Linked DNA regions of Mus musculus: region 2 is linked to region 1. Evidence: chromatin loops called from intact Hi-C (ENCODE). Cell type or tissue: heart. All regions are shown on one strand. Links, peaks and the distances in the headings refer to the core of each region. The heading gives the core; the rest is flanking DNA.

What was found. A loop is a pair of places that touch in the nucleus more often than their neighbours do. Peaks named below come from ENCODE experiments on the same cell type or tissue, not always from the same donor. Only the 100,000 strongest peaks of a DNase experiment are listed, where the experiment ranks them.
Region 2: it touches region 1 in a loop (6-fold over the local background); 4 of 42 quality-filtered maps call a loop at or near these places.

Annotation. Positions count from the first base shown.
Region 1 is chr10:45,103,085-45,106,011 of GRCm38, reverse strand. The region is part of intron 6 of Prep (prolyl endopeptidase); the gene reads right to left. Among named protein-coding and RNA genes, the nearest start is that of Prep, 37 kb to the right of the region's middle. In heart, for the core only: no CTCF peak of the experiment used is centred there; a DNase peak (open chromatin) is centred at 1,771; H3K27ac peaks cover 1,776 bases.
Region 2 is chr10:45,510,545-45,513,471 of GRCm38, reverse strand. No RefSeq gene overlaps it. Among named protein-coding and RNA genes, the nearest start is that of Lin28b, 42 kb to the right of the region's middle. In heart, for the core only: a CTCF peak has its summit at 1,511 (motif pointing right); no DNase peak of the experiment used is centred there.

The sequences.
Region 1 (2,927 bases), core at 285-2,784:
CTGTAAGCTAAAGTACTTCCCAGGTGGGAGACCTAAAACGGAAGTAACCAGTCACTGGATATGTATATACTCAACCTTATTAGACAACTGTAGTGACTTCTGTGATTACCTGGCTGCAGTGTATGAAATTCGGTATCTCTACAGTCGTATGATTGTAAACTTTATGTCAACTTGGCTGAGCCACAGTGTTCAGATATCTGGTTAATCAAGATGCTTCTGTAGTAATGTCTCTTAAATGAGTGGGCGCGCGCACACACGCACACACACACACACACACACACACACACACACACGAATGCATGCAGACACATGAATGCATGCACACGCATGCAGACAGACAGACACACACACACACACACTGTTGACTCTTTTAACTTTATTTATTTTTTTTATTAGATATTTTCTTTATATACATTTCAAATGCTATCCTGAAAGTTCCCTATACCCTCCTTCCACCTTTCTCCCCTACCCACCCACTCCTGCTTCTTGGCCCTGGCATTCCCCTGTACTGGGGCATATAAAGTTTGCAAAACCAAGGGGCCTCTCTTCCCAGTGATGGCTGATTAGGCCATCTTCTGCTACATATGCAGCTAGAGACACAAGCTCTGGGGGTACTGGTTAGTTCATATTGTTGTTCCACCTATAGGTTGCAGACCCCTTCAGCTCCTTGGGTTCTTTCTCTAGGGGCCCTGTGTTCCATCTTATAGATGACTGTGAGCATCCACTTCTGTATTTGCCAGGCACTGGCATAGCCTCACACGAGACAGCTATATCAGGGTCACACTGTTGACTCTTGTTCCGTATAAGAGCCTTGCTACACTTTCTACCTGTGATCCTTTAATTTGGTCATTTCATAGACATATTCTAAGTATCTATATGTACAAACTCATGTTTTATTTATGTATATTAATGATGTGTCAGTAAACTCACAGAAAATGTCACACCAGACGAAGGAGACAATCACACGTAAGCATGGAACTATGCCACATATTACACATCAACAAGTGCCACAAATAATAGGAAGAAATCTTAGCAAAGGGGGCAGGACATGTGGTGAAGGTCTGTAGTTTTAAAAATAGCACTGGGGGAGGCCCCTTAGCACAGCTCACTGGCAATGCCTCAGAGCTGTCATTTCATTTGACATTATCTGTGTGTGTGTGTGTGTGTGTGTGTGTGTGTGTTATCTGGAGGCTCTTGGTATTTTCTTGTTACTTTCACTTATTTGTAAGTAGATTACTACAGACTTGGCCTTAACAGTGTTCTTGGGATTTGCTGTGCTCCTTGGATCTGTGGTTTGTGTATTTTAACAAAAGTACCTTTTTTTTTTTTTTCAGCATTTCCCCTCATTTACATTTTAAAAACACCCTCATCTCTATCTTGGCATGTCAAACAATGAGCTTCACTTGGTCCTGTATAACGTTTTCTAAAAGCCGTTGTAAATTATTTCTATAATTTTTAAAGTCTTTGCTAACTCATTTGCCATTTCTGAATCTATCCGTATGATTAAGGATTTTCCTGGCTCCAGGTCACATTATTGTGCTTCATCGGCCATGTGGTGACTTCTGAATTGGACTCTGTGACTTGGAACGTCGTCAGGACTTTTTCTCTCTAATCTGCCTGTAAAATGTTTTGAATCAATTAATTTTCTGGCAAACCAGTTGGCCCCATTCCCACTTGCTCTCCAGCTTTGCTGGCTCAGGTCTGCAGCCTGACTGCACAAGCTCTCGCTCTCTAGGGACCACTGACTCCCTAGGTGCTGATAAGGCTTTGTGACTTTTGTCATAACGCTGTCACCAAGCCTTGTCAAGCGGTTAGTGGTTTATAGCTCCTGGGTGTTGAGCTCAGCCTGAATTAGGGAGCCCCATTCAATGCGCATGCATCCTGATAGAAGCCACAGAGTGATCCAAAAGCAAATCCCTGTGACTCTTCCCAGGAAGTCGCCACCACCACACACACCTTCAGTCTCTCTGGATCCTCAGTTTGGTGAGAATAAAATGCTCAGTTTCATTCCCAGACCTGTGTGTGTGTGAGTGCGCGCATGTTGCGTGTCTGTGTATATGTGTGTGTATACATATATACATATAATATACATATACATACATACATACATACACACACACACATATATTTTAAAGACAGAATCTCATGAAGCTCAGGCTGGCCTTGAACTCACTATGCCACCACAGATGGCCTTCAGTTCCTTCCTGGTCCTTCTGGCTCCACTTACTGAGTGTTAGGATTACAGGTATGTACAACTACACCTCAAAGTCAATTTCTTTATGACCCTTTTTCACTTCCGACTGATCAGAGTCACACATTTCATTTCTTTTCTGCTTTTACTAAGCTAACAAACTAATGCTCGTCATGTTAGCCCCACCTTTTTAGACAGTCCTATATTAAAAGCATCAGTAATCACAATTATAATTTTATTAGATATTATGCAAAACAGCCTCTTTAACATTAATTAGTTCAGGCTTTTGTTCTCTTGTCCTTTGAAAACAGACAGAAACTGTGCAGCTGCTTCGAGCCAGGCCACATCAATCACAAGTGACAGGCCTTCAGCTGCAGCGCCTCAGTCAATGGAAAAACAGAACAGCAACGTTCGCGCGAGAGCACCAGACCTTGGCGAGCAGCTGCTTCTGGAGTATCCCAGGAGCATCCCAGCACCACCAGACTAACAGCCCCAGCAGGTCACAGTCAGTCTAAGGCAGGGGTCCCAGGGCACACCGCTGTCACAATGACAGTTAAGACAGGTGTCGTCCTCTTGGTGATCATCACAGAGTCGCATAATTTGCCTAACTGGAAACACCTTTGTATTTTCAACGTTCAAGCTGTCAATCTCAAAACTATGTCTACATGATTTTCCTCTGAATGTACAGATTAGAAAAAAATACCTTTCTCCACTAAAAATTAATTAGGAACAATAG
Region 2 (2,927 bases), core at 300-2,799, 410 kb before region 1:
AGCTCTCCACGAACAGACAGTTGGGCCCCATTTCCAAGGACAACATCCACAGCACTCACTGAATATAGAGTACTTGAGCTGCTGCCTACATGGAGCCTTCACCCCTACATTTTAGTCTCTCTGGTGTATATTGTCGTTTGAAAGAAATTGGCCCCCATAGGTTCATAAGAAGTGGCATTATTAGGAGATGTGGCCTTGTTGAAATAGGTGTGTTCTTGTTGGATTATGTGTGTCACTGGCAGTGAGCATCAAGGTACCCATCAAGGCTCTTCCTACTGCCTGTGAATCCTGAAGCAGAACTGTCAGTTACTTCTCCAGCTGGTACCATATCTGCCTGCCTGCTGCCCTGACAATAATGGACTGACCTCTGAAAGTTGAGCCAGCCCCAATTAAATGTTTTCCTTTATAAGAGTTGCCTTGGTCATGGCATCTGTTCACAACAATAAAATCCTAACCAAGACGGTGTGGAAAGGTACTCTGCAGCCTATTGAAAGCAAAATTCAAACAACAATCTAACACAAAAACTTTGAACTACAATCAAATGCTACTAATATTTGCTTAATATTTTATGGTACTAATATTAGCTTAGTGTTTTTATGGGGCTCCTGACTGTGAGAATGACTGTGTCTCTGATTCTTGGGCCTGCTCTTGAGAATCTTTTCCTCCAGTTGGGTTGGCGTGTCCAACTTCAATAAGAAAGTTTTTGCTTCATCTTTTATTTTATTTTGTCATGGTTAGTTGTTATCTTTAAGAAGCCTGCTCTTTTCTAATGAGAGACAGAATAGGAATAGATCTAGAGTCGAGCAGAGGAGAAGAGGAATTGGGAGGAGTGAAAGGGAATATATATTCAGGATATATTGTATGAGAAAATAATCTATTTTCAATTTGAAAACAAAGTAAACTTTTAAAAAAAGTCAAGATCATTGCTACCTTCATAGTGGTTAAAGGAGAGCCTGAGATTAAAAAAAGAAAGAAAAAAAGAGAAAAAAAGGCCTTCCCTATCTTTTTGTTTCAGCAAGTTGGGAAGACTTGTCTGTTTCCTGGGAATTCTCGCCTTTTTTTTTCTATGCTTCTGCTGGAATCCAATTATATGTTTCAGGATGGTGTGATTAACTTGTAAGTGGAACATATACAGGGGAAAACAAGTGTACATTTGGGGGTACGTGTATAGCTCAGGGGCAGTGTGCCTGTCTAGAACATAGAAGGCTCTGTGTTTTAATCTCAATACCACAGAAAGTAAGAAAAAGCAAAGTTTGGTTTAATTTCAAAGTTTCAAAATCATTTTCCCTAATAATTACTTGAGATGTATGGAGATTCATATGGAGAAATAATAATATTAGCTAAATTTTAAAAAACCTTCTAGTTTCTGGCCTTAAACTCCTGAGATCAGCCAGGCTTCTCAGGGATTAAAGCTGCGTGCCTCCACTTTTTGCTTAGTTACCTCTGAATTTTTTATTCCACATGTGATGCAGCCAAATGAAGACTATCTGAATCAACAGCTAGCAGCAACCACTAGATGTCAGCATTTAAGAATTATAATTTCAACAATATGCTTATGTTGCCTTAATCTTTATCAAGGTTTAAATCATGATTATGGTTTATGTTTTTTAAAAGACCAGAGAGCAAATATGACTCGAAATAGATGAAGTATTTAGACAGCAATAGAATAAACCCAATTCAGTGACAATTTTTGTTGTTTTGTTTGTTTGTTTGACACAGGATCAGCCAAGGTTATACACAGAAACCCTGTCTCAAAAAGTAATAGTGGTAATGATAATAATAATAAGAAGAAATAAGAATAATAGATAAAGGTGTATGCTACTGCAGTTGGCAACAACCTCTGAAATATGGATAAAGTTCTTGGAGTAGCAACATGTCTTAGTGGGTAGAGAAACTAGCTACCAAGCCTGTTAACTTGAGTCTGATTCCTGGAACTAACATGATACAGAGAACCAACTCATATATGTTGACATCTCACCCCCCTACGTGCGGCACTTCACCCATACATCCACAATGCATAGAGTAAACACGTGTAAAAAAGAAAGAAAAAATAATTAAGATCTCATTTTAAGAAAAAAAAAACATTTGTTTGTTTGTTTTTAAATCATCATTTTTGTAAAAGGTCCATCTATAAACTGGTAGTTTGTCACAACAGATCAAGGGCAAAATTCTTGACATGAGGGTTCATCATAGACAGTGCCTTGTATGAAAAACCAAGTAAGTAGATTTGGAATCTATGATTTGAAATATTCATCACGCTGCTAAAGCAAGATATTCCTCTTCTCAAAAGAACCCCCATGTGAGCTCTCTATACTTTCTTCCTCTTATGGGTCATCACGTTGGAGTTTCTTCATTTAAACAGTCTTGTGCATTGGATTTAGAATGCTGCACACACTGCACATGAGCAAGCGCCATACTACCTACTGTTGGGGACAAGGAGTTACTTCACAAACTACACAGGCACCGATCTCAGTCAGACAGGGATGGTTTATTGAACACACACCTAAGTACTGATCAACCAGGGCAACAGCTCAGGCTCGAGAGCTCAAAGCCAGAGGCTGTCCATTTCTCAGGGCCAGTTTATAAAGGCTAAAACCGCAAAAACCACAATGAGTTCACATTAAGATGATGAAAGTGCTGCTCAATGTCTGGCCCTAATTCAAGCCATTTTGGATATAACAGTTCAAATTGACCTTCAATTTGATGGGTTCTATATGAATCTTATAGTTGTGGAATCTCTTAAGATGAGCAAATCATAACATAACAGAGTATATAGTTAGCATGACCTTACTCTGAGCCAAATTATTTTTTAGTGTCAATGACTGACAGGTATATCACAAGAACACTGTGAAATAGCTGATGGTCATGGAATAAAATGGTTACAACTATGCTAGGGGAGCAGACCTCAACAAATATATCTCCTAGCT